Regions from separate parts of the Homo sapiens genome. Here all the other regions are linked to region 2. A link is an interaction called in ENCODE POLR2A ChIA-PET data of the cell type or tissue named here. Cell type or tissue: OCI-LY7. All regions are shown on one strand. Each heading gives the region's core, and the rest is flanking DNA. Links, peaks and the distances in the headings are about the cores only. Region 1 holds the start of KLHDC7B (kelch domain containing 7B). Region 2 holds the start of LOC105373096 (a long non-coding RNA gene). Region 3 holds the start of MIR12114 (microRNA 12114).

What was found. ChIA-PET counts read pairs that join two places held together with the same protein. Peaks named below come from ENCODE experiments on the same cell type or tissue, not always from the same donor. Only the 100,000 strongest peaks of a DNase experiment are listed, where the experiment ranks them.
Region 1: POLR2A ChIA-PET joins it to region 2 with 11 read pairs; 2 of 35 experiments call an interaction of 5 or more read pairs at or near these places.
Region 3: POLR2A ChIA-PET joins it to region 2 with 12 read pairs; 5 of 35 experiments call an interaction of 5 or more read pairs at or near these places.

What each region holds. Positions count from the first base shown.
Region 1 is chr22:50,541,120-50,549,307 of GRCh38, reverse strand. It overlaps KLHDC7B (kelch domain containing 7B), which reads right to left and starts at 3,409. Exons shown (of 1, transcript NM_138433.5): 1 at 1-3,409. The coding sequence starts at 3,064. It overlaps KLHDC7B-DT (KLHDC7B divergent transcript), which reads left to right and starts at 361. Exons shown (of 4, transcript NR_199716.1): 1 at 361-412; 2 at 2,840-2,934; 3 at 3,913-4,521; 4 at 6,409-7,005. LOC102724608 (a long non-coding RNA gene) reads right to left here. Exons shown (of 2, transcript XR_430484.4): 1 at 7,852-8,188; 2 at 6,295-6,741. RefSeq lists silencers at 214-373, 454-883, 4,794-5,088 and enhancers at 6,476-6,645, 7,334-7,628, 7,917-8,026, 8,087-8,166. In OCI-LY7, for the core only: CTCF peaks have their summits at 631, 3,615, 4,717 and 4,918; DNase peaks (open chromatin) are centred at 647, 4,147 and 4,917; H3K4me3 peaks cover 319 bases; H3K27ac peaks cover 73 bases.
Region 2 is chr22:50,315,180-50,323,998 of GRCh38, reverse strand. DENND6B (DENN domain containing 6B) reads left to right here. Exons shown (of 20, transcript NM_001001794.4): 2 at 4,996-5,034; 3 at 5,110-5,152; 4 at 5,979-6,091; 5 at 6,626-6,706; 6 at 7,524-7,629; 7 at 7,746-7,825; 8 at 7,912-7,974; 9 at 8,230-8,285. LOC105373096 (a long non-coding RNA gene) reads right to left here and starts at 6,680. Exons shown (of 6, transcript XR_007068159.1): 1 at 5,873-6,680; 2 at 4,878-5,049; 3 at 4,616-4,787; 4 at 4,046-4,185; 5 at 3,416-3,540; 6 at 1,937-2,740. RefSeq lists enhancers at 2,539-3,039, 5,613-6,113, 6,114-6,614, 8,617-8,819. In OCI-LY7, for the core only: CTCF peaks have their summits at 5,279 and 5,483; DNase peaks (open chromatin) are centred at 4,958, 5,878, 8,118, 8,598 and 1 weaker place; H3K4me3 peaks cover 3,610 bases; H3K27ac peaks cover 4,183 bases.
Region 3 is chr22:50,399,873-50,409,576 of GRCh38, reverse strand. It overlaps PPP6R2 (protein phosphatase 6 regulatory subunit 2), which reads right to left. Exons shown (of 24, transcript NM_001242898.2): 4 at 2,702-2,888. It overlaps MIR12114 (microRNA 12114), which reads right to left and starts at 2,135; the gene lies at 2,053-2,135. RefSeq lists enhancers at 2,188-3,387, 9,245-9,704. In OCI-LY7, for the core only: no CTCF peak of the experiment used is centred there; no DNase peak of the experiment used is centred there.

The sequences.
Region 1 (8,188 bases), core at 1-8,000, 230 kb before region 2:
GAGGGTTGTAGCAGAAGACCTCGTTGGAGCAGACGGCCTTGGCACCGGAGCCACGGATGCCCCCCGCCAGAAACAGGTAGTTGTGCATGGTGCAGAGACCGCAGCCCCGAAGCGGGGCCTCCTCGGGCACCTGGGTCAGGGGCCGCCAGGTGTTCTCCCGGGGGTTGAACACATGCAGGTGCGCAGGTAGAGGCAGGGACACAGGGGCCGCCGCAGGAGGCTCCTCGCCACGAGGGCCCCTGGGGAGCCCTGAGCGGCCCCCCTGGTAGAGGCTGGGCAGTACGAGGACGCCCAGCACCGCCCGGCCCCGGCCGGTCCGCAGGCTGAGGATGCGCTCGCGGTCGGCCGCGCTCAGCCGGCGGTAGAGGCACGGGTCTCCCAGCACTCGCAGCAGGTTGTCGCTCATCAGCGCGTAGGTCTCCTGCGCCAGGCCGGGCTCTCCGTGCTGCTGGGCAAAGGCCAGCACGTCCAGGCAACTGCCCAGGTCCAGCCGCCGCCGCAGGGCTGCCGCCGTGGCGGGCTCCAGGGCCCGGGAGCTGGGCTTCCGGGGCCCCTCCACCACCCCCCAACCCCCGGGCCTCTGCAGAAACACCATGAGCTTCCGGGCCTCCTCCTGCTTTTCCGTGAGCGCCCCGCTGCGGCCGGCAGGGCTGCCCCCCTCCCCCGGCGCCTCCCCTTGAGGGTCCCCCGAGGCGGCCGGCCTGACCTCCTGCTCCGAGCTCGGGGCGATTTCGCACCTGCTGCGTTTCCGTAGCTGGGGTACCGGCTGTGAGCGCCTCGCAGAGGAGGAGGCCGCGGGGCCAGGCGGCCTCTGCGCGGGGGGCTGTGCGGGGCCCCTGGGCATCGCGGCTTGGGGCAGCGGGTCTAGACTTTTCTCCCTGGTTCCCTCTCCTCTTAGGCCTGGGGGAGGGTCTGGGCTGGGCGATCCGTTGGTCTCGGAGCTTCTTGGCTGTGGCTGACCTCCAGCCTCAACCAGGCCCCCTGTACCTGTCCCTATGACTGTCCCCACTGAAGAAGAGGGGCCGTGTCTGTCCTCAGAGTGTGTGGAAGTGCTGGGACCCACGGGGCTCCCGGGAACCGCCCTCGGGACACTCCCTTGGGGCCTGTCTTGCCTGGGGAAGGGGTGGCTTCTAAGAACCATGGCAATAAGGTTTCCCCAGCTGGCTGAGACCTGCCCCTCCTGGTAGCGCCTGGGGAGAGCCACACTCTCCTGAGGCTTTGACCCGTCAGCTGGGGCAGGGGATGCGGCTGGGGTTGGGGTTGGGGCTGAGGTGGGGGCTGGGGCAGGGGATGCGGCTGGGGTTGGGGCTGGAGTTGGAGCTGGGCTTAGGGCTGGGGTTGGGACTGGGGTTAGGGCTGGGGATGCGGCTGGGGTTAGGGCTGGAGTTGGAGCTGGGCTTAGGGCTGGGGTTGGGACTGGGGTTAGGGCTGGGGATGGGGGTGTGAGGGTTGGGACTGGGACTGGGGCTGGGGCTGGAGTTGCGGCTGCAGCTGGACTTGGGGCTGGGGCTGGGGTTGAAGTTGGAGCTGAGGTTGGAGCTGGGGCTGGGGCTGAGGTGGGGGATGAGGTTGAGGTGGTGGCTGAGGTTGGTGCTGAGCTGGGGGATGAAGCCAGGGCTGGGGCTAGGACTGAGGCTGGAGCTGAAGTTAAGACTTGGGCTGAGGCTGAACTTGGGGCTGGCGCCGCTCTGAGATTTTCGCCCACGGAAGGATCCTGGGTAACCTCCAGGGGCAAAAAGTCTGAAGGAGAGGGGAGAGTCAGGGCTTCAGGTGGGAACCCCGGGCCGGGAGCTGCGGGCGGGGAGGCGGAGCGCGGGCGAGGCTCACGGCTCCGGGAGGGCGCGCGGCTGTGGCCGGCTGCAGCCGGCTTTGCTTGCTCCGGGGGCCGGGTGGGCCCCAGGTCAGCGGCAGGACTGTTATCTCGGGAGCTGTCAGCCCCGGCCTCGCCGGCATCGTAGGCCCCTGTGGCACCCGGCCCTTGGGACGAGAGTGGGCGACCTTGAGGCGGACTCTCTAGCCAGGGGCGCGTGGAGTCTGGGGCTGGGCCAAAGCTCCGGGTGCCCGGGACCTCCCTGCTGACCCAGGGCCAGCCTCCTCCGGGGGCAGGGACCCCCGAGGCCTCCCTGCTCCAGCCACCCTTGGCCCCAGAGCCTTCCGTCTGAGACCCAGGCTGCAGGGCGCGGGGAGCGGGCAGCGCCGGGAGTGCGGGCTCCTGGGCGAGTGGGGGTCCTGTGGGGAGGCCGCGCGCGTGGGCGTCCAGGGCGGCGGCCCCGTCCACCGCGTCCCACACGCTCCCCGCGGCGCCCAGGCGGAGCGGGTCCAGTTTCCGGGGGCGGCGGGCTCTGTCTCCCGAGCCAGCGTCCATCCGCCGCCGCCGGCCCCGGCCTCTCCCCATCGAGCCCGAGGGCCCCGCGCCCGCCTGCCAGGGGCCAGTGTCCTGTTGCCCCGCGGGGCCTGCGGCCTGGCGAGAGGACGCCCTGACACCACCTGTCTCCGCCTCCGCTTCGCTGCCAGGGCTCCGAGGAGTGAAGTGGATCAGGAGGGGGGCGGACATCCCCCCTGCTTCGCTCCTGCCCAGGAGGGCAGTGCCTGGCCTGGGAGGCTCCTTTCCTTCCGCTCGGGGGGCCGCGGGGGTGGCACTGCCCCGTTGCTGTCCTAATGCCTCTCTGCGGGCCTCCTCGACAGCCGTCTTGAGTGGAAGCCGGGCCATGGCGGCCAGGCCCCCGCCCGGCGCTGCAGCAGGGACAGGGCTCTGCTGGCCGCGTCCTGGGGGCTCTGGTTTCCCCTGCCCTGGGCTCTGCCCCTCGCTGCCATCACTGACCTTAGACTTCGGTTGCAGGGCCAGCTCAGCTCCTCCTGCCTGATGAGGTTGAGCCCCGAGGGCTGTGGACACCGGTTCTGCCGCCTCTTGATCGTGCCCGGAGCCAAACCAGTGTAAGGCCAGCGCTGTGGCAGCCACCACAGCCAGCGCCAGGAGGGCCAGCACAGCACTATCCCAGTCATTGTCACTGTCCCAGTCCCAGCCCCAGAGGGGACCATCTGGCTCCAAGGTGCCCTGGATCATGGTTCAGGGCTGCAATAGAGGCCTGATGGCAGGCTGGCAGTGCATGCAGAGCACAGAGGCCTGGGCTGAGGCACCGGCCAGCGCCTGCCCCAAGGGCTGCCCAGTTAAGGTGGACCAGTCCTCCAGGGCCTGGGAATGGTGGGGTCTCTGCTTGCACTCAGGCCTGGGGGTGTCAGTAGGGCCTGGCTGCAGATATCAGGAGACAGCGAGGCTTATGGCAGGATAGGAGCCCAGGGTCTCTGCAAGCACCCCACCAGCTCCTGCCCTCTTCTCCTCCTCGTAGGCCCCAGGGTCCTCAGGCAGCGTTCCTGAGCTCTGTGCTGTCATCACAGCCAACCTGCTTCTGCCTGGTAGACCCTCACACCCCTAAATTTATTCCACACCCCACAGTCCCTCCTCTCAGCCTGGGCCCAGCTTCAGGGGGCTTGGCAGGGAAGGGTTACCCACAGGGAGATGTTATCTCTAGCTCTAGCAATGTGATGTGGCCCTGATGAAATCACCAGAAACCGGAGAGGCTGATTCCACTGTGGGCCAGCAGGGGAGGGGTGGGGGCCGTGCACGGGAGGGTGCAGGCTGTGCCTGACGGTGGTCTCTCAGGCTGAAGAGGGAGACCCTGGACACGGGTCCTGGCAGTGAGCATTATCATTGCAGGGGTGCTGTGGAGGTTTGTACTGGGGCACAGGGAGGGGGCATAGAGAGGAGACTGAGGCTCCCATAGCTCCTCCTCCAGCAGCTTTTGGACTCCTTACTCTGGGTTTACCAGACATGGGATAGGGTTATCAAGTCAAGAGAAAAAAAAAATTAATGGGATAAATAAAATCCAAACATATTTCTCTCTTTATGGCCAGGCTTATTTCAGCCCACCTAGACCTTCTAGGATCTCCTGGACCCCCTGCGCCCATCGAGAGTGTCTTGACTGCCCAGATGAGACTCTCACTGTGCCCCTGGAGAACCCTGAGCCCAGCCTGCCCCCTACTCCAGTTACCGCATCAGCCAGCACCTGGATCCCTTAGAAACCACCCCCCTCTGGCCCCAGGTGCTCTAATAGCCAGACTCTGGGTGTCTTCATCTCAGTCCTCAGCCTTCCCTTATCTGAGCTGAGGACTCGCCCTCGAGACCACATCCTGGCTGGTACCTCCTAGCCCTGGCTCAGGCCGGCATGTAGGTACTTCTGTTGGATGTGAGCACTTGCTTCCTGAGGGAGAAGCCTGGGCTCCTCCACCTGCTCCTTGCTTAATCCCATCTCAGGAGTGTCTCGGGCCAGGTGCCAGGTGAGGCTCAGACAAGAAAAAGAGCCTGGAGTCCCTGGGACAAAGGCAGGGCTCCCTGGAAAGTACCGTGTGTATTTTTCCTTCCTCTGGGACACAGCAGGCCTGGGGATTTCTCCCTTACTCAAGCAGCAAGGAGATGGCCTAGGAGTGTCCCTGGCACCCAGCCTGAACCCTACTGAGCCTCAGGTAACTCACCTCCCAGCTCCCCCTGGGACTATTAGATGACAGGGAGAGGGTGAGGGTGGGCCCCATGCCTTAAGGTGGACCTCAAGTTGAGGGAAGGCTTTCTAGACCGTGCCCTTATTCTCTGTCCCAGTCTCAGGCTCTGCCTCTTGGTTAAGTTTGGGGTCCAGAAACCTTCAGAGGATGGAGATGACACCCATAAATATTAGAGACTGAGTAGGGGGCGGGAAGCGGTGGCGGCAGCGCACCCCCGGGGTGCAACTGCCCTGGAACTCCAAGTGGTGGCTTCAAAACTGGATTAAAATTTATTTCCGCGAAACCCTGGAGTCACGGTCCGGCGCCGACTGGCGTTTTCTGCCGTAGACTGAGAACGCGTCAGGGATGGCTCCGTTGGCAGCGCGCGCGAGCGCCCCCGGGCCGCGCCTGGAGGGTTGACAGCGACTCGCGGGCGAACTGTGAACCCGCAGCCCCTGGGCTCCGAGCGCAAACCTGGCGACTGGGAGGGCCCGGGGAGCGGGTGAGCCAGCGCCAGCCCCGCCGGCCCCAGGAGCGCGAATTTCTCTACATTTCCGGCTGTGGCCGCAGTTGGAGGATGGGATCAAAACGGGCAAAAAAGTGCGACCTGGGCCGAGGTGTCGGATCGCCTCGAGGTGGGAGGCCGAGGTGTTGGATCGCCTGAGGTCAGCAGTTCGAGACCAGCCTGGCCGACAGGGAGAAACCCTGTCTTTACCGAAAATAGAAAAATTAGCCGGGCGTGGTGGCGGGCGCCTGTAATCCCAGCTACTCCAGAGGCTGAGGCAGGAGAATCGCTTGAACCCGGGGAGTTGCAGTGAGCCGAGATCGCGCCACTGCACTCCAGCCTGGGTGACAGAGCCAGACTCCATCTCAAAAAAAAGAAAAAAAGACACCAGCAAAGGGTTTTTTTCTGTTAATAACTAGGTCCCCCCAACCCCCCAAAAAGGAGGATGGTTAAAAGCAGAAAAGGCAAAAAATAAAGGCTTTTGGCCGGGCGTGGTGGCTCACACCTGTAATCTCAGCACTTTGGGAGGCCGAGGCAGGCAGATCACCTGAGGTCAGGCGTTCAAGACCAGCCTGGCCAACATGGTGAAACCCCTGCTCTACTTTAAAAAAAAAAAAAAATTAGTGGGGCATGGTGCCGGACACCTGTAATACTAGCCACTCAGAAGGCTGAGGCAGGAGAATCGCTTGAACCCGGGAGGCGGAGGTTTCAGTGAGCCGAGATCGCACCGCCACACTCCAGCCTGGGCGACAGAGCGAGACTCTGTCTTAAAAAATAAAATAAATAAACTCTTTTATATTTCAAAATCTGAAGACAAATCACTGTAGTGCAGATAAAATAAAACGTTCATATCATTTTATTATTTTAACGTGTTTCATATTATTTTAACGTGTGACATTAAACAATTTCAGGGCCGGGCGCGGTGGCTCAAGCCTGTAATCCCAGCACTGTGGGAGGCCGAGACGGGCGGATCACGAGGTCAGGAGATCGAGACCATCCTGGCTAACACGGTGAAACCCCATCTCTACTAAGAATACAAAAAAATTAGCCGGGCGCGGTGGCGGGCACCTGTAGTCCCAGCTACTCGGGAGGCTGAGGCAGGAGAATGGCGTGAACGCGGGAGGCGGAGGTTTCAGTGAGCCGAGATCGCGCCACTGCACTCCAGCCTGGGCGACAGAGCGAGACTCTGTCTCAAAAAATAAAATAAATAAAATAAAGTCTGTTATATTTCAAAATCTGAAGACAAATCACTGTAGTTCAGACAAAACCTTCATACCATTTTATTATTTAACGTGTTTCATATTATTTTAACGTGTGACATGAAACAATTTCAGGAAATTGTATTAGGTATTGCGCTCGTGTCTTCTTAGGCGTCCTCATCCCTTTTCACCTCGGAGCTCAGCGTCTTCCTCAGCAGCACTTCCATGTCATCTGCCCCGTGAAATCAGCCTAACGCCGTTTCTCAATGACGTGGATCGCCCTAGGCCACCGCAACCTTCCGGAAGCTCTCTCAGCTCAGTTCCCATTCTCCCACCATCTCTTGGTTCTCCTTCTACCTCACCGGTTGCTAGTCCTCCGCTTCGCAGCTGAAAATGTGCCCGGGGCCTACTGTGGGCCTAGCCAGGCCTGCTTACGCAGTGCAGTTTCCCATGAATGATGCCCAGTCATTATCACATAACCTGTGGCAAGCCAGCAAGATGGCCCTGGTGACAGCAAAAGAAACTGCACTAGGACCTGAATGTAGATCTCAGTCATGTTCCTTACTAACAGCACGTTTTGCAACCATGCGTTAAAGAAACATCTGACTCACAACAAAATTTTAAAGGGTTTATTTGAGTGAAAAGCAATTTATGAATTGGGGAACACCTGACTGAAAGAGCGTTAGTATTCCAGAGACAAAACATCAAGTGCAAGTTTTTATTGGGAAAATGTAGAAGCACAATAAAGAAATTATTTGATTGGTTACAGTTATAGAGTTGCTTTCTTTGGCTTATCCTGTTGGAAAGTCAGTAGTTATATAATCATGATAGTTGGTTACTTATGATTGGGTAGATTAAAATTTATCTCTGTCTAATGGAAGCATTTATCAGAAACAACTCAGCCAGGCATGGTGGCTCACGCCTATAATCCCAGCACTTTGGGTGGGAGGCTGAGGTGGGCAGATCACCTGAGGTCAGGAGTTCAAGACCAGCCTGGTCAACATAGTGAAACCCCATCTTTACAAAAATACAAAAATTAGCTGGGCATGATGGCAAGTGCCTGTAATCCCAGCTACTCGGGAGGGTGAGGTGGGAGAATTGCTTGAACCCGGTAGGCAGAAGTTGCAGTGAGCCAAGATTGCGCCATTGCACTCCAGCCTGGGCAACAGAGAAGACTCTGTCTCAAAAAAGAAAAAAAAGAAATGACTCATGCCTGTAATCCCAGCACTTTGGGTGTGAGGCCGAGGCAGGGCAGATGACTAGTCTTTGAGACCAGCCTGGGCAACATAGCAAGACCTTGTCTCTACTGAAAAACAAACAAACAAAATAATGGCTCAAGTTAAGTTTCACTTATGTTTTCAATTTAAGCAAGGCTGAAGTCACTTACGAGACCTAACTTGTTTTGTCTGCTTAGGGATTCTTCAGGCCCGGTCTCCATTTTAGTTTACTTAAACAGCCCGGGTGCAGTGGCTCACACCTGTAATCCCAGCACTTTGGGAGGCCAAGGCAGGTGGATCACCTGAGATCAGGAGTTGGAGACCAGCCTGGCCAACATGGTGAAACCCCGTCTCCACTAAAAATACAAAAAAATTAGCTGGGCATGGTGGTACTCACCTGTAATCCCAGCTACTCGGGAAGCTGAGGCAGGAGAATTGCTGAACCCAGGAGGCAGAGGTTGCAGTGAGCTGAGATCGCACTACTGCACTCCAGCCTGGGTGACAGAGCGAGACTCCGTCACAAAAAAAAAAAAAAATTTACTTCAACAAATCCCCACTGGGCAAGCTGAGAGGATGACCAGATGGTAGAGCTTTGCTCTCTGTTACCACTGAGTGACGTAGTCACTGGAGTGCAGAGTCGTGTACAGGTGATCACCATCATAGACCTGGGTGGTGGGGTGTTGAATTCTGTAAGTTGTTTAATCCTGATGGCAATCATTTGATGTGAGAGTGGC
Region 2 (8,819 bases), core at 820-8,819:
CTTTAGGAGGCCGAGGCAGGAGGATCACTTGAGGCCAGGTGTTCCAGACTAGCCTAGGAAACATAGTGAGACCCTGTCTCTACCAAAATTAAAAATAAATTAGCCAGGTGTGGTGGCATGCACCTGTAGTTATAGCTACTCAGGAGGCTGAGGCTGGAGGATTGCTTGAGCCCAGGAATTCGAGGCTGTAGTGAGCCATGATCACCACTGCACTCCAGCCTAGGTTACAGCAAGAACCTGTCTCAAAACAAAATTAAAAAAAAAAAAAAAAAAAAAAGGCTAGGCGTGCTGGCTGATGCCTGTAATCCTAGCACTTTGGAAGCCCACAGTGGGAGGAGCACTTGAGCCCAGGAGTTCTAGACCAGCTTGGTCAATATAGCAAAACCCACATCTCTACAAAAAATACAAAATGAGGCCGGGCACAGTGTTTCATGCCTATAATCTTAGCACTTTGGGAGGCTGAGGCAGGCGGATTGCATGAGCTCAGAAGTTTGAGACCAGCCTGGGCAACATGGTGAAACCCTGTCTCTACTAAAAATACAAAAAATTAGCTGGGCATTGTATGCCTGTAATCCCAGCTACTCTGGAGGCTGAGTTAGGAGAATTGCTTGAACCCGGGAGGTGGAGGTTGCAGTGAGCTGAGATCGTGCCACTGCACTCCAGCCTGGGTGACAGAGCTGGAGTGCAGCTCTCAAAAAGGAAAAAAAAAAAAAAAAAGAGCCAGGCATGGTGGCACAAACCTGTAGTCTCAGCTACTTGGGAGGCTGAGGTGGGAGAACTGCTTGAGTCCAGGAGTTGGAGGTTGACCCTGTCTGTTAAAAAACAAAAAACAAGCCGGGCGTGGTGGCTCACACCTGTAATCCCAGCACTTTAGGAGGCTGAGGCGGGCTGATCACGAGGTCAGGAGATCAAGACCATTCTGGCTAACACAGTGAAACCCCGTCTCTACTAAAAAAAAAAAAAAAAAAAAAAAAAAAAGCATTAGCCGGGCATGGCGGTGGGCACCTGTAGTCCCAGCTACTTGGGAGGCTGAGTCAGGAGAATGGTGTGAACCCAGGAGGCGGAGTTGGCAGTGAGCCAAGATTGTGCCACTGCACTCCAGCCTGAGCAACAGGGCAAGACTCTGTCTCAAGAAAAAAAAAAAAATAAGGCTGGGCACGGTGGCTCATGCCTGTATCCCAACATTTTGGGAAGCCAAGGCAGGCAGATCACCTGAGGTCAGGAGTTTGAGACCACCAGCCTAGCCAACATGGTGAAACCCCATCTCTACTAAAAATACAAAAAATTAGCCAGGCATTGTGGCACGCCTGTAATCCCAGCTATCTGGAGGCTGAGGCAAGAGAATCGCTTGAACCTGGGAGGCAAAGGTTGCAGTGAGCGGAGATCACGCCACTGCACTCCAGGCTGGGTGACAGAGTGAGACTCTGTCTCAGAACAAACAAAAAAAGACAAAAATTTTTTTTCTAATGGAAAATTTACCTCTCAACATCCCAGCTCCCTCAGAGGTCTCTGGAGTGAACTCTGGTCAGTTAGAATACCACTTTCACTCTGGCAGCCATGCCCTCCCAGGCAGCAGTGCCCATACTCTGCAGTCTTAGGACACTTTTGTAGTTTTAAAAATTATTGGCCGGGCACGGTGGCTCACGCCTGTAATCCCAGCACTTTGGCAGGCCGAGGCAGGTGGATCACAAGGTCAGGAGATCAAGACCATCCTGGCTAACACGGTGAAACCCCATCTCTACTAAAAATACAAAAAATTAGCTGGGCATGGTGGCGGGCGCCTGTAGTCCCAGCTACTCAGGAGGCTGAGGCAGGAGAATGTCGTGAACCCGGGAGGCGGAGCTTGCAGTGAGCTGAGATCGCGCCACTGTACTCCAGCCTGGGCAACAGAGTTAGACTCCATCTCAAAAAAAAAAAAAATTATTGAGGACCCCAAAGAGTTTTTTTTTTTTAATATTGGTTATATCTATCAATGTTTACCAGGAGTTAAAACCAAGGAAATTAGCTGGGCGTGGTAGCACAGGCTTGTAGTTCTAGCTGCTTGGAAGGCTGAGTCCAGGAGTTTGAGACCAGCTTGGGCAGCATAGCAAGACCCAATCTCTACACAGCAGTGTAAAAATCAGCCATGTGTGGGGGCGCACGCCTGTAGCACAACAGTGTAAAAATTGGCCATGTGTGGGGGCGCACGCCTGTAGTCCCAGCTACTCAGGAGGCTGAGGTGGAAGGTTTGCTTGAGCCCAGGAGGTCGAGGCTGCAATGAGCTGTGTTCGCACCACTGCACTCCAGCCTGGGTGACAGTGAGACCTTGTCTTAAAAAACATTTTTGAGAGTTAGAAGGGCTGGGCGCCGTGGCTCACACCTGTAATCCTAGCACTTTGGGAGGCCAAGGCGGGTGGATCACGAGGTTAGAAGTTCGAGACCAGCCTGGCCAATATGGTGAAGCCCTGTCTCTACTAAAAAATAGAAAAATGTTAGCCGGGCGTGGTGGCGTGCACCCTTAGTCCCAGCTACTCAGGAGGCTGAGGCAGGAGAATCGCTTGAACCCAGGAGATGGCGTTTGCAGTGAGCTGAGATCACGTCAGTGCACTCCAGCCTGGTGACAGAGCAAGACCCCGTCTCAAAAAATAAATAAATAAAAAATAAAAAGTCCGACCAAATGGAAAACAGCTGGATTCTCATCAGCACTGCATTCAGCCCTCTAGGACAGGACACACCGCGGCTTCTGGGAGCCATGCTGTACCTGAGGGTGAAGATGAGAGAGGAGGCTCTCACACAGGAGAAGGGCTGTGACCCCCGGGATCCCAGGGTGGCCCGGCCATACCTTGGGAACCGCTCCCTGCATGTGCCTTCTCCAAACCAAGCTCCCACCCCCAGTCTTCCTCCGGGTGACTGGTGACCAGGAGCAGGGACCTGTGCAGGGCTCAGGCAAGACCCTCATGGAACCCCGAGCAGGGCACAGCCTGACCTGGGAGGCCTCCTTGCCCTGAAGATCAGCTCCATTTGTCCCCTTAACCTTGGCGTGGCCAACCCTGGGTGGCCTGACCCCTGGCTTTGTACTCAACTTCAGGCTGTACCTGGGCCCCAGGGACACTCTCAAAAAGGATGAGCCTGAGAATGTGGCTTTCCCTGGTCAGACATGCTGAGGGCCCCCTGGGCATGGGCACGGAGCTCAGAGGCCACAGGCTCCTGTGACTGGCAGACCAGGTGCAGAGTCCTGACCCCAGGCAGAAGGTACCCGCCTTTTCTCAGTTCTCCTCAGTGCAGACACATGAAGGCTCAGGCTGAGTGGCCCTATATCTCCAGCCCCTCATGGAGCTATCCTGAGGCACCCCTGTGGGTCCAGCCTACTCCCAGCTTCCACCCTCGTCCTCCTCCTGACCACTCCTTGGTGCCTGTTTAGCTCCCCTCCACCCACCTGTTCTAGTAAACCTCAGAGACCTCTTCACACATTCCACGAACACTGTATTTGGGGAGGGTCTGTTCTGTGCCAGGTGCTGGGAGGCAGAAGTAACCAGGACAGGGTCCTTAGAGAGACTTACTCTGCATTGGAAGAGGCAAAGCAGGACCATGGTAGCAAGCCCAGAGCAAACAGAAGAGCAGGGCTATTTTCACAGAGCAAGCTGGGCGTGGCTCACGCCTGCACTCCCAGCACTTCAGGAGGCTCAGGCGGGAGGATCGCTTGAGCCTAGAAGTTCGAGGCTGCAGTGAGCTGTGATTGTGCCATTGCGCTCCAGCCTGGGTGAGGGAACGAGACCCTGTCTCTCAGAAACAAAATGGCAGATGCTTTCATCCAGGGCCCGGCTCCTCACTGTCTGGGGGCTCAGGGCACACCTTGGAAGAAGCCTTGTTATAGCCTAAACCCAACTCAGTGGAGAAGCTGGGCAGATGGGATGAGGAGGGGACAGTGTGCAGAGGCCCTCCTGGCAGGCTTCAGGCAGCCCAGGAGACATTGCAGGGCCCACTGGGAATGGGGGCTCTGGGAGCTCCCTAGAGGGAAAGTGGTCCATGTGTGCGTGGACCTACTGGGCTGGGCTCCCAGGCTCACCTGCCCCACCTGCCGCCTCTGTCAGCGCACACCTGTCTTCCAAGTCATTCAGCGCCTGCTTAGCATCATGCTCTCCTCCACTGTCCACTCCTGGGGGTGCAGGCCTTGTCCGGCTGGGCGCTACAGGTGGGGCACAGGCCCTGGCAGGGGGAGGGTGGGTGAAGACTGCTGAGCAGGACGGGGAGAGGGCCTGACAGCAAGCTGCCATCATGGGGCAGGGGTGCTTCTGGGCCTGCATCTGAGCAAAGGCTGGGGGAGCAGCACGACCGGGGCCCTCTGGCTTGGCGGGTGGTGAGGGAGCTGGAGGACCAGCCAGGCGGGGCCCCGTGACCATCCCAGGTGAGGGGCCCTCTGGCTTGGCGGGTGGTGAGGGAGATGGAGGGCCGGCCAGGTGGAGCCCCGTGACCATCCCGGGTGAGGGGGCCTCTGGGTCCCTGAAGCACTACCCTTCTGATGCTGTGAACAGATGTCCGGGTGGGTAGGGGCAGGGGGGCCCAACTGCAGTCTGGGCAAGAGGTGGTTGGGTGGCTGTGAGGACCAGGGGTGTGAGAAAGGGGTCAGGAAGCTCACCCAATTGTGCTGGCCTCTTACTGAGAGGGGCCTGGGGAGGTGGGAGTAGAGAAGCCTCTGGCCGGCAGGGGAGTTGCCCGGGGCCTGGTGCCTGGAGGTCAGAGATAGGAGCGGGTCAGCAAGGAGCCAGACATCACAGCCAGAGAAGGTGGTGTGGGGAGGATGCAGCATGCTGTTGGAACACAGAGAATATGGTGTGGGGAGGATGCAGCGTGCTGTTGGAACAGGGAGCAGGGGGCGAGCCAGCACCTTGGGCACTGACCTGCGCCCCACAGACAGATGCTGCAGCTGCTGGGACGGTCACAGTCCAGCAGATGCTGTCGAGGGGTGTCGCCTCCTCGGACAGATGGTGTCACCAAGCACTCTGTCTTCCTCTGCAGCTGGTGTATCCGAACGACTTCCGGCTCACAGACAAGGAGGTGAGTCCCGGCCCTCTTGGGAATGGACAGGACCCAGGAGTGGGTCGGCCCTCACCGGGGTTTTATATGTTTCAGAAAAGCAGCATCTGCTACCTGTCTTTTCCCGACTCGCACTCAGGTAGGCAACCCCACCTTTCCTGGGGCTGGACATGAAGCCAGCTGGGCATCCCTGTAGCCTGGGCCAGGGGCATCATGGCTGCCTCGGCTGCCCCGGTGCCCAGAGTGCCACAGGGGTGAGCAGCACCAGCCCCATGCCCACTCCGTGGAGGCACCCAGAGCCCCGCGTTGCAGCAGGTCAGGCCGGTCCCCAGATTCACGTAGAAAGGGTGTCTCTTTGCAGAGGGACCAACAGTCAGTCTCCTACACCCCACACAGTGGCCGCCAGGGGCTGGGCCTCCCTCCCGCTCCTGCCCCAGGGTATAGACATCTGGGTGGCCATTTTCTGGTGCCTGGTTTTCTATCTCAAGCAGGTCAAGCCAATCTCCCAGAGAAGTTGAAGGTGCTTTTCTATGCGAATATATTCTAAGACTTGTAGGTGCAGGGTGTACAGAAGTCAGAATAGGAGCCCATTGGGAAACACAGACCCCTTGGGCTGGGCATTCTTTCTGGGGCTTTTTTTATTTAAACGGAGTCTCACTCCGTCACCCAGGCTGGAGTGCAATGGCACCATCTCAGCTCACTGCAACCTCCGCCCCCTAAGTTCAAGTGATTCTCCTGCCTCAGCCTCCTGAGTAGTTGGGATTGCAGGTGTGTGCCACCATGCCTGGCTAATTTTTGTATTTTTAGTAGAAACGGGGTTTCACTGTGTTAGCCAGGCTGGTTTCTGGGGTATATTTACCAGCAGAGGCCAGGCTCGCAGGGCCCTTGCTCCCCGGTCACCAGCTCCAGGGCCTGCAGAAGAGGCTCCCGGCCTTGACCCGTGTGGTGGGGCTGCCCCTTCTTAGGCTGCCTTGGAGACACTCAGTTCAGCTTCCGCATGCGCCAGTGTGGAGGGCAGAGGAGCCCCTGGCATGCCGACGACAGGCACTACAACAGCAGGGCCCCTGTGGCACTGCAGGTGAGCACTGGGCTGCGTCTCTGGCCTGCTTCTCCCCTGCTCCCCAAGGGTCCTGCCAGGGTCAGGCTGGTAGGAGAAGCCCCTTCAGAGTGCCTGGGCCCTGTGTGGCAGGAGAGGAGCTGGCCAGGCCCCACTGGCCCTGCAGTCCCAGGCACCAGCCCCAACTGAGGATGGGCCAGCTCTTCCAGGGTCTCCCCAGGGTCCCTGGGACTTTTCCTTGGCACCACACATCTGTGGCTGGGCACCTGCATAGTTGAACAGGGGCCCTCCCAGGGCCCCCAGCCCCCCGAGCCCCTCTCCACTACACCAGCGGACTCCCTGCTGTATCAGCAGGGGTGTTGCCCACCTTCTGAGCCCAGGACCTCCTGGCCTCCACCTTGGTGGCCAGAGTGCACGGACAGCAGCTCCAGGAGCCTCCTGGTTCTCCAGCCTTCCATCTGCAGCAGTCCCTGCATGCTCCTTGCCACTCCCAGCCCTGGGGCTGGCCAGGTGGTCCGGGTGGGGCGTGGCTGGCTAACACCATGCTCCTTGCAGAGGGAGCCGGCACACTACTTCGGCTACGTGTACTTCAGGCAGGTGAAGGACAGCTCTGTGAAGAGGGGCTACTTCCAGAAGGTGCGCTGCTTGGCCACTCTGGGCTGGCACCTCAAGAGCGGCAGGAGCTGGCAGGCAGCAGGAGGGGCTGTGGGCGGGCAAGGGGCCTGAGCCTCCAGCAGTGCCCACCCCTCCTGCAGCCCCACCTGGGCTGTGTCCAGCTCTCCTTGCCGCCCCCCCACCCTGTCCTCGCCGCCCCCCACCCTGTCCTCGCCACCCCCCCACCCTGTCCTCGCCGCCCCCCCCCACCCTGTCCTCGCGGCCCCCCGCCCTGTCCTCGCCGCCCCCCCCCCGTCCTCGCCGCCCCCCCCCACCCTGTCCTCGGGGCCCCCCGCCCTGTCCTCGCCGCCCCCCCACCCTGTCCTCGCCGCCCCCCCGCCCTGTCCTCGCCCCCCCCCCGCCCTGTCCTTGCCTGGCATGGGACCCAAGGCCCTTCTGTCCTGGTCCAGGACACTGCTGCCCCTCACTGATGGCTGGAGGGTCATCACACTGTCAGTGTCAGGGCAACCCAGCCTGGAAGCCATAGGCAGAGAGTAAAAGCTGCTCAGCCCCTGGGGAGGTCGTTCTAGAAATTCTGGCCACCGTGCGTTTCCCTCCGAAGGCCCTAGGGTCCAGCCCCACCGGCCGCCACCCAGGGAGTTCAGTGTTGGGTTTTCTCCTGTCTAATAATTCTGGGGTCCAAGTCAGGCGTTCCTGGGGCAGCTGTCCTGTGAAGTTGGTGGGACGTGCTACCCTGGGCCAGCTCCAGGTGAGCGTGGCTTCGGTGGTCCCCGTGGGCTCCTGAGTGGCGAGGGTGAGGCCTGGCACTGGGCCTCTAACTGGCCCCGTGGCCCTGCAGTCTTTGGTGCTGGTGTCCCGCTTGCCCTTTGTCCGGCTGTTCCAAGCGCTGCTAAGCCTCATCGCCCCCGAGTACTTTGACAAGCTGGCGCCCTGCCTGGAAGCAGGTGAGTGGCCATCAGTCGTGGCCATCGTGGTCTCATCATCCCAGCTGTGGCCCCTGGTGGGCTCGGCAGCAGCTTCTCCTTGGGGAGGGTCCTGATGCGGGCTACTGCATCCGCAGTGTGCAGTGAGATCGACCAGTGGCCGGCGCCTGCACCTGGGCAGACCCTGAACCTACCTGTCATGGGCGTTGTTGTCCAGGTGAGAGCCAGCTGGCTGGGGAGTAGGCTCTGCAGGTGTGTGGGGATGCCCTACTCCCTCTGGCAGCTGCTCCCTCCTTCTCCCAGGTGCGCATCCCATCCAGGGTGGACAAGTCCGAGTCCAGTCCTCCGAAGCAGTTTGACCAAGAGGTGGGAGCTGAGGCGGAGGTGGAGCTGAAACAGCTGGGCTTCACCCGATTGAGTCCTGCTCCTGGGCCGGGTGGTCCCACACCTGCTTCCTTGGTTCACCCTGCGGGGTTGTCAAACCCAGGCAAAGCCACAGGCTGTGTGTTGGTGTAGGGCTGGGTGCTCTCCACCTTCCCCTGTGCTGTGAGGCAGGGGCTGCTTGGGGCCCAAGGGGTGCCAGCCTCCCCTTGGCCCTGACCTTCACTCTCCTCCTCTCAGAACCTGCTGCCAGCCCCAGTGGTTCTTGCTAGCGTCCACGAGCTGGACCTGTTCAGGTGAGCCCCCTAGGGTTCTGCACACTGCTTTTGAGGAGCTCACTGTGTGTGCACGTGCATGTACGTGCATGTGTGCATCTGTGTGTGAGTATGTGTGTGCGTGTGTGTCTGCGTGAGTGCACGTGTGCACGTGTGTGTGTGTATGGCCAGCGCCATGTGGGGACTGCCCAAGGGAGGCAGCGCTCATCCTGAGTACCCCTTGGGACAGTTCTGGAAGGAAGGAGGGAGAATTGTCTAGAAGAGGAAGCAGGTGCCCACATGTCTGCAGCCAGTGGAAATAGGCACAGTGGGCAGGAGGTTCTGAAAGACAGGTGTCAAGGAGAGGCTGTCAGGAGAGATTCACTGCCTGAGGCCGCCTTCTCTGCCTCTGGACAAGTCTGCAAGGGAGCCTGGGCTTTGAGACCATCCTGCTCTGTGCTGGGCCCGGCAGGAGCCAGGGCTGCACTTGGGATGGGCACAGGGTGACGGGAGGGGTCTGGGCGGGTACCCCCCAGCCCAGGTCAGCAGACCCTGCCCCGGCTTTGGGGCCACTTC
Region 3 (9,704 bases), core at 796-8,795, 86 kb before region 2:
GCACGCCTGCAGACCCGGCTACTGGGGAGGCTGAAGCAGAAGAATCGCTGGAACCCGGGAGGCGGAGGTTGTGGTGAGCTGAGATTGCGCCACTGCACTTCAGCCTGGCGACAGAGCAAGACTCTGCCTCAAAAAAATCATCATCATCATCATCATGATCAAAAGGCAAAGAATCATAAAAATAATCTTGAAGAAAAACAAATAAAGAGATATAGAAGAAATGTGATTAGCCATGAACAGATGATGTGGAATCTGAGTGACAGAGACATGGGGGTTCATGAAATATTTTCTCTCATTTGTAGACGTTTGAAAGAATTCATAATGAAGGGCGGGGAAAATGCGGACGGTCATTTCACTGAAGCCCCACCTTTAGGCTACTCCCACAGTTTCAGGAAACACAGGAGGAAGGCTCAAGGCATCCCTGCCTCACAGCTGGCCGTGAGAACAAGCCAGCTGCTGGGTGATGGAAAGTTTCGCTCTTGTTGCCCAGGCTGGAGTGCAATGGCGCAATCTCAGCTCACTGCAACCTCTGCCTCCTGGGTTCAAGTGATTCTCCTGCCTCAGCCTCCTGAGTAGCTGGGATTACAGGCATGTGCTACCACGCCCGGCTAATTTTGTATTTTTAGTAGAGACGGGGTTTCTCCACGTTGGTCAGGCTGGTCTCGAACTCCTGACCTCAGGTGATCCACTCGCCTCGGCCTCCCAAAGTGCTGGGATTACAGGCGTGAGCCACCGCACCCAGCCAACAGAAGAAATGTTTAACAGTTCAGTTCATATTACTTTAATGCCTTAAGTACTGGGTGAGAGAATGGAAGAAAAATATTATATGAAGCAGTAAAATTATAAAGAAAATATCCGAAAGTGGCAGGGGAATAAGATCAGGTTATGGCAAATTATGAGATACATGCATCTAGTCACTGGGCTGCAAGGGCCAGGTAGTAAAGGTTTTTACAACATCTACTACCACCTCACAGCCACGACAATCCCCCGGCCCACACCACAGCTCCCCGCTGCCTCCACTCCCACTCCCATTCTGCCAGCAGCCTCACACCCAGCACGACCCACTGCTGCTGGCGACCTTCACTCACACTCAGCTTCAGAAGGAGCTGAGGTGAGGCAGTCCCCTGGCGGCCCTTGCAACTCTCAGATTTACAGCGCAAGGGAAGACGGCATTCCACTGAACACTCACATGCATGCTGAATGTCGTCAAGGGGAACCGCGGCCTTCGTGGAGCTGCGCTTTCTCAGAGCTCAAAGCAGATGTAAGATACTGGTTTGTGCCCTGACTGAATGTTTGATGGTATGAAACAATTACGGTTAATATTTTTGGAGTGTGATCATGAAATTCTGATTATATTTAAAAGAAAAAAGTCTTTATTTTAGAGATACATAGCTGGGCATCGTGGCTCACACCTGTAGTCCCAGGACTTTGGGAGGCCTGGGCAGGCAGATCACTTGAGCCCAAGAGTTCGAAACCAGCCTGGGTAACATGGGGAAACCCCATCTCTACAAAAAATATTTTAAAAACTAGCCAGGTGTGGTGTTATGTGCCTGTAGTCCCAGCTACTCAGGAGGCCGAGGTGGGAGGATCACCTGAGCTTGAGGAGGTTGAGACTGCAGTGGGCTGTGTTGGAGCCAGTGGACTCTAGCCTGGGCGTAGTGAGACCCTGTCTCAAAAATAAATAAATGTACATACATACTGAAATATTTACATGAGAAATAATCTGGTGTCTGGGATTTGTTTTAAAATACTCCCATCAGGGATGGGCGGGTGGGGCATGACACAGGAAAGAAGACTGGCCAAGGCGGACTGCAGGGTGCAGGCACAGGGACCACCACGCCTCTCTACCTGTGTGTCCACAGCCTGGAGGGGCAGAAGCCCAGGTCAGGTCACATGTAAGGCAGGAGCAAGGATGGACTCCAGGAAGACCCCGTTACAGCTGGCTGAGATGAATTCACTAACTGCTTTTGCAGAAGTCTAATGCTAGAAGTGACCTTTGTTTTGAAAGAATAAATGCTCTGGACAGACAGACACGCCACCCAGACAGATGAAGCTGCAGACCTGAGAAAGTGGATGTCCAAGGTCCTGCCATGATGCCCCAGGACCTCACACCTCCACCTGGTCAGTGACAGCACAAGATGGCCTACTTTGGGGCACTGTGCAGCTCCCAGGGATGGTGGGAAGTGCTGCTTATTCCAGAGCCAGCTATAAGAAACACTCCTTCTTTTTTTTGAGACAGTCTCACTCTGTTGCCCAGGCTGGAGTGCAGTGGTACGATCTCAGCTCACTGCAACCTCTGCCTCCCAGGTTCAAGCGATTCTCCTGCCTCAGCCTCCCAAGTAGCTGGGATGACAGGTGCGCACCACCACGCTCAGCTAATTTTTGTACTTTTAGTAGAGACAGGGTTTTGTCATGTTGGCCAGGCTGGTCTTGAACTCCTGACCTCAAGTGATCTGCCCAGCTCGGCCTCCCAAAGTGCTGGGATTACAGGCTTGAGCCACCGCACCCAGCCAGAAACACTCTTTCAAATTCCAGCTCCCAGACTGGCAAAACCCACACACTGCTCCACGTGTTGCGCAGAAGAGTCACAGATGCTGTTCCCGCGGCCGGAGGATGAGTCGCACCGCCAGGCTCACAGCAGGACACGTCAGCATCCACCATGACGGTGCCCCAAGTCACGGAGGCTTTGCACGTGATTTACCTGTTCGGTTTTTCTTGCAATGAGATTGCCAATGGTCTTGCTGAAAAAACTGGCGAGCAGAGGATTGAGAGGCGGCTCATGGTCCAAGAAGTCGTACAGGAGGCTCAGCAGGCTCTCGTCCCCACCGAGGCGGTCGCTGATCTGCGGCACATCACAAGTCAGAAGCTCACAGGCTGTGTTTGGATATCTAAAAGGGCACAGTCCAAGCACTGGAGGTGAAATTAGACTTCTCCAACTCTTAGGAAGCTGCTTACATAGTCTGCTTCTTAGGAAGCAGACCCACGTGATCAAACAAACACTACAGACCTCAGAACAGAACAAAAACGTGACTACCTGTGACCAGCTGGTATTTCTGACTACTAGAAGTTCAGTTTTTTAACATACCTTCTATGCTCCTCATGCCCTATACGCTGATATCTGACATTTTCTGACCCTACTCCCATTCTTTAAATAACCTTTCTCAGTCTTCCGGCTTTTCCTCTCTCCAGGCCTTCACACTCGCCTGCCAGGTCTCTCACCTCCCTCTAGGCCTTCACACTCGCCTGCCAGGCCTCTCACCTCTCTCCAGGCCTCTCACCTCTCTCCAGGCCTCTCACCTCCCTCTAGGCCTTCACACTCGCCTGCCAGGTCTCTCACCTCTCTCCAGGCCTCTCGCCTCTCTCCAGGTCTCTCACCTCTCTCCAGGCCTCTCACCTCTCTCCAGGCCTCTCGCCTCTCTCCAGGCCTCTCGCCTCTCTCCAGGCCTTCACACTCGCCTGCCAGGTCTCTCACCTCCCTCCAGGCCTTCACACTCGCCTGCCAGGCCTCTCACCTCTCTCCAGGCCTTCACACTCGCCTGCCAGGTCTCTCACCTCTCTCCAGGCCTCTCACCTCTCTGCAGGTCTCTCACTTCTCTCCAGGCCTCTCGCCTCTCTCCAGGCCTCTCACCTCTCTCCAGGCCTCTCACCTCTCTCCAGGCCTTCACACTCGCCTGCCAGGCCTCTCACCTCTCTCCAGGCCTCTCACCTCTCTCCAGGCCTCTCACCTCCCTCCAGGCCTTCACACTCACCTGCCAGGCCTCTCGCCTCTCTCCAGGCCTCTCACCTCTCTCCAGGCCTCTCACCTCTCTCCAGGCCTTCACACTCACCTGCCAGGCCTCTTACCTCTCTCCAGGCCTCTCACCTCTCTCCAGGCCTTCACACTCGCCTGCCAGGCCTCTCACTTCTCTCCAGGCCTCTCACCTCTCTCCAGGCCTTCACACTCGCCTGCCAGGCCTCTCACTTCTCTCCAGGCCTCTCACCTCTCTCCAGGCCTTCACACTCGCCTGCCAGGCCTCTCACCTCTCTCCAGGCCTCTTACCTCTCTCCAGGCCTCTCACCTCTCTCCAGGCCTTCACACTCGTCTGCCAGGCCTCTCGCCTCTCTCCAGGCCTCTCACCTCTCTCCAGGCCTTCACACTTGCCTGCCAGGCCTCTCACCTCTCTCCAGGCCTTCACACTCGTCTGCCAGGCCTCTCGCCTCTCTCCAGGCCTCTCACCTCTCTCCAGGCCTTCACACTCGCCTGCCAGGCCTCTCACCTCTCTCCAGGCCTCTCACCTCCCTCCAGGCCTTCGCACTCGCCTGCCAGGCCTCTTGCCTCCCTCCAGGCCTCTCACCTCCAGTCTAACCACACTGTTTCCGCGAGGCCACATCTGTGGCCATTTCCATCTTCCCCTCCACTGAGCCTCTCCTTTCCTTCTAAGCCATGCCCCTTCCATCAACAAACACAGACCACTCCATCCCTAGACGGGAGAAACACCCATCAGCCGCTCAGGAACCATGTGAGGGATGAGGCACTACGCAAGAACGTTATGACTAAGAAATACCAACACCTGTGAATAAGGTACTTTGCTCCCTCTTTTGTAACTGGTAGACAGAGGTGGGTGACAGCCATCGCCCCAGGAGAGGTACACCCCACAGCCCAGGACGCAGCCCTCAACAGCAGCCCCCATAGCAAGGCCTGGTGCATGACCCTGCCTCTGGGAATGCTGGGGAGGAGCCCAGGGCCCACCCAGTGGGAGCGTCCTGTAGGAATGGCTGTCTCAGAACAGGCCTGTCCTGACACCAGCAAGTGACCTGTCCTCTCTGTGTCTGGGTTTTCTCATCTGAACGTGCAGGTAAGGACGGGCACGGTGGCTTACACCTATAACCCCAGCACTTTGGGAGGGTGGGCAGGTGGATCACTCTTGAGCTCAGGAGTGGGAGACTAGCCTGGGCAACATGGTGAAACTCCGTCTCTCCAAAAAAAAAAAAAAAAAACAAGAAAGAAAGAAAAATTAGCCAGGCGAGGTGGCACATGCCTGTGGTCTCAGCTACATGGGAGGCTGAGGTGGCAGGATGGCTTGAGCCCGGGAGGCGCAGGATGGCTTGAGCCCGGGAGGCAGAGGTTGCCGTGAGCCAAGATCACACCACTGCACTCCAGCCTGGGTGGCAGAGTAAGACTCTGACTTAAAAAAAGAATATATGCCGGGTGCAGTGGCTCACACCTGTAATCCCAGCACTTTGAGAGGCCGAGGCAGGTGGATCACCTGAGGTCAGGAGATTGACACCATTCTGGCCAACATGGTGAAACCCCATCTCTACTAAAAATACAAAAATTAGCCAGGTGTGGTGGTGGGCGCCTGTAATGCCAGCTACTGGGGAGGCTGAGGCAGGAGAATCACTTGAACCTGGGAGGCAGAGGTTGCAGTGAGATGAGATCAAGCCACTGCACTCCAGTCTGGGTGACAGAGCGAGACTCTTGTTTCCAGAAAAAAAAAAAAAAAAAAATAGAATGTGCAGGTGACAGTGCCTGCCCATGCCTGTCACACAGCAAATGTGTGCTCAAGGTCAGCTGCTATGACCTTCCTTCTCTTGCCAACATGTGGCCACCGCCAGGTAGAGAGGCAGCCCTAGCACTGGACCTAAGCCAAGGTGGTCCACGCGACCGGCTGGAGGGGCCAGGGTTTGAGAGACTCTATAGGAAACAGCTGGCCAGGCCTGGCAGCCGACCAAGTGTGGAAGGGGAAGAAACGCAATGATCTCGGCTGGCTGGGGGGTGGGTGTGCCTCATCAGCCCAGACAAGAAAGTGCCACTTTTAGAGCTCTGAGGAACAGCGCCTGTGAAGGGCAGGTGGAGTGTAGAGGGTCAAAGAGTGGCCCAGCAGGCTTGGGTTTGGGAGAGAGGACCTGGCTGGGGCCCGATGGAGTAGGGTCAGGGCACAGGGGCACTGCAAGCTGGATGTGTGGGCAGAGAGGGGGCCTGAGAGCTGGCGCAGGGGGCTGGGGCAGGCCCAAGCTCATCCCCTCACTAGCCGACCTCACTAGCCGAACTTTCTGGCCTTTAGTGTCCTTGTCTGTTAATTGGGGCAGGCAGTACCCACCCTGTGGGATGTCAGAGGGGCTGGCCAGCAAGTGGACAACACATGGTCCCTCAGGGCAGGAGGACCAGAGAGCAGGAGAGGAGGGCCAGGTTGGCAGCCTCAAAGGCCACAGTGAGGCCCCAGGTCTACCAGATCTCTAACACTAAGACCGGTGAGCTGGGCAGGGGGAGGAAGTCACATCCCATGGGGTGAGGAGGAAGATCAAACGTAAGGAAGCAGAGAAACATCCAAATCATTCCTTGAAGAAGTGTCTCAATACCACAGGGAACAAACTGATTTTTTTTTTTCTTGAGACAGAGTCTTGCTCTGTTGCCCAGGCTGGAGTGCAGTGGTGCTATCTCAGCTCACTGCAACCTCCGCCTCCCGGGTTCACGTCCTGTCTCAGCCTCCTGTGTAGCTGGGATTACAGGCATGCACCACCATGCTCGGCTAACTTTTGTATTTTTGGTAGAGACGGGGTTTTACCATGATGGCCAGGCTGGTCTCGAACTCCTGACTTCAAGTGATCTGCCTGCCTTGGCCTCCCAAAGTGCTGGGATTACAGGCGTGAGCCACCACACCCAGCTCCAAACTCATCTTGTCTACACACGGACAAACGTGTGCACACATGGCACAAACCAAGCTAGAAGACACTGATTCTCTAGATGGAGGGACTAAGATTTTCTTTTTTCCTTTATCAACATTTTACAGTTATTCTTCAAATGACAGGTGCTGCTCTAGTAGTTTTAAAAATGTATACAAGGTATAGAAATTCCAGTCAAACACAGCAGATGGAGCACACAGGCTTGTTCATATTCCCTCTCAAACTCCATCTCAAATAACACAAAGAATTAAAAAGACAAGAATGGAGAGGCAGAAACGACGAACCAGCCTGGAGGACTGAAGCAGCCGGCCACGTGAAGACTGACTTGGCACAGGGAAGGCTGAGTTTCAGGAGCCCACAGAAGGGGCATCAACTAGAGATGAGAATTCAGGCCACAGAACTCCAGAGAGGCCTGGACACTGATTTGGCGGCCAGTAAGGGCAGGGTGGGCTGAGAACTTACAGGCCAGGGCAGTGGGACATGTCCCTTCCTTATGGCTCCTGGGGCCAGGGACACCAGGCACAGCCACAGGGTGACCAGACACCATCCAGAAATAGGGAACTTGGTAAAAAAAAAAAAAAAAAAGAAACTGGGGTGCCCCCAGCCCTCTTCCCAACTCAGCTCCTGATACTGACAGGTCCATTCCCCACAGGGGAGAGCTAGAAGGATTCTTTTCTGGGAAAAATAATGGGACAAAGAGAAAAGTCAACTAGTGGCCTCTAAGCTGTGGTGAGTAAGCCCCATGCAGATCCCAAACTCTGTGCAGGATCTAGGGCCCCACTTATGAAAGAAGCGTGGTGCTGACCAAGCAGAAAACAAGGCACACGGAGGAGAGCAAGTGTAGAGAACAGAAGGAAACTCTTTTAAACTACAATGTTCTCAGAGATGACACATTAAGACTGTGTATCCATGAATGAGAACTTGAAGCTTTTATTAAAATATATGAGAATAAGAAACTGCTCTTAGAAATTAAAAATATGGGCCAGGCGTGGTGGCTCACGCCTGTAACCCCAGCACTCTGGGAGAACAAGGCGGGCGGATCACTAGGTCAGGAGATCAAGACCATCCTGGCTAACACGGTGAAACCCTGTCTCTACTAAAAAATACAAAAAAATTAGCCGGGCGTGGTGGCAGGCGCCTGTACTCAAGAGGCTGAGGCAGGAGAATGGCGTGAACCCAGGAGGCGAAGCTTACAGTGAGCCGAGATTGTGCCACTGCATTCCAGCCTGGGCGACAGAGTGAGACTCCGTCTCAAAAAAAAAAAGAAAAAAGAAAAAGGGAGGCTGAGGCGGGAGAATGGTGTGAACCCAGGAGGCAGAGCTTGCAGTGAGCCAAGATCGCATCACTGTACTCCAGCCTGGGCGACAGAGCGAGACAGACTCTGTCTCAGAAAAAAAAAAAAAAAATTGGCCTGGCGCGGTGGCTCACGCCTGTAATCCAGCACTTTGGGAGGCCGAGGCGGGCGGATCACGAGGTCAGGAGATCGAGACCATCCTGGCTAACACGGTGAAATCCCGTCTCTACTAAAAAATATAAAAAATTAGCCGGGCGTGGTGGTGGGCGTCTGTAGTTCCAGCTACACGGGAGGCTGAGGCAGGAGAATGGCGTGAACCCGGAGGTGAAGGTTGCAGTGAGCCGAGATCGTGCCACTTCACTCCAGCCTGGGCGACAGAGCCAGACTCCATCTCAAAAAAAAAATAAAATTTTAAAATATGACAGATGTTAAGCATGGTGGCACCTGTGGTTCCAACTGCTTGGGAGGCTGAGATGGGAGGATCACTTGAGCCCAGGAGTTTGAGTCCAGACTGGGCAACATAGCAAGACCTCACATCTAAAAAACAAACAAAAAATAATGGTAGAACTTTGAAAAGTCAATAAAAGGATGAGAACTTAAAAGATGAAGAAGTCTCTCAGATGTAGGCCAAAAAGGCAAAGTACAAAACATTAAAAGCAAAAATAAGGAAAGCATTAATTTGAGTAATCTAACACCTCATTAGAAGTCCCAGAAAGAGAAAAGAGGGAAAATATCAAAGAAACAATATGAGAAATTTCCCTCAGCTAATGTCACAAATGTACAGACTAAAAGGGTTCAGGGAGCCCAGAACAACAAATGAAAGAAATGGATATCCACTGTTGACCTCATTTGTCTACTCGGGATATCTTTGCTTACTTATACAACTTTTCCCTTAGAGTCAATATTTTTCTGTTTGCTTGATTTTGTACTTACCTATTACTAAATTCGCCCAAGCTCTGACTATGAAACTCTCTTGGCTCAATGATGCTCTTTGGGGATCCCCTGTCCTGACCCATGGAATAATTCCACATTACTGGGAAATTGAGAAACAATAGGGCTTAGAAAAGAACCTAAATGCCCTCAGAGAGGAGAGAAAACAGGTGACACACGTGAGCCAGGAGCTTGCTACATCAGACTTGTGAGACTAGAGGACAACACGGAGGCTCCCAAAGCCCAGGGGGTAATGCCCAGTCTGAACTTCTAATCAGAGGGTCTCAAACACGCAGGCCCGATGCCCTAAACATCACCACCCACGAACTCCATCTCAGGAAGCTGTTTTAACAGAGTGTAATTTACCACAGGAAGTCAACCGAAGAAGAGGAAGAAGCCATGACAGGAGATGGACAATGGATGTGGAGTGGATGGTCAGTGGCCCAGGAACTGTTATGGCAAAGTTCCCTTCCTCCCAGTGTTTCCCTTGGTGGAGACGCTGTCTTTCTTTCAGTTCTGCCCTGAGTGCAGCAAGTCTCTCTGCGGCAGGGGGTGCTTCCTGGGGGCCCGCTGTGACCCACTGCTGCTTCCCACTGGGTGAGCAGTTCTAATTCTGCAATCAGGAATGAGGAAGCCCACAGCTCAGAGTTATAAATGACACTGCTTTATGAGTAATGAAAGCGACAGCTTGGTGTCTCTTACTGACTCTTCTGTCTTATTTCTCAAATAATCCAGATCTTGGCAAGCAAACTAGACAAGAGCTCACGAAAAGACCAGGAGCATCCCCAGGCTCTAGGGCTGACCATGTGACTGCTGC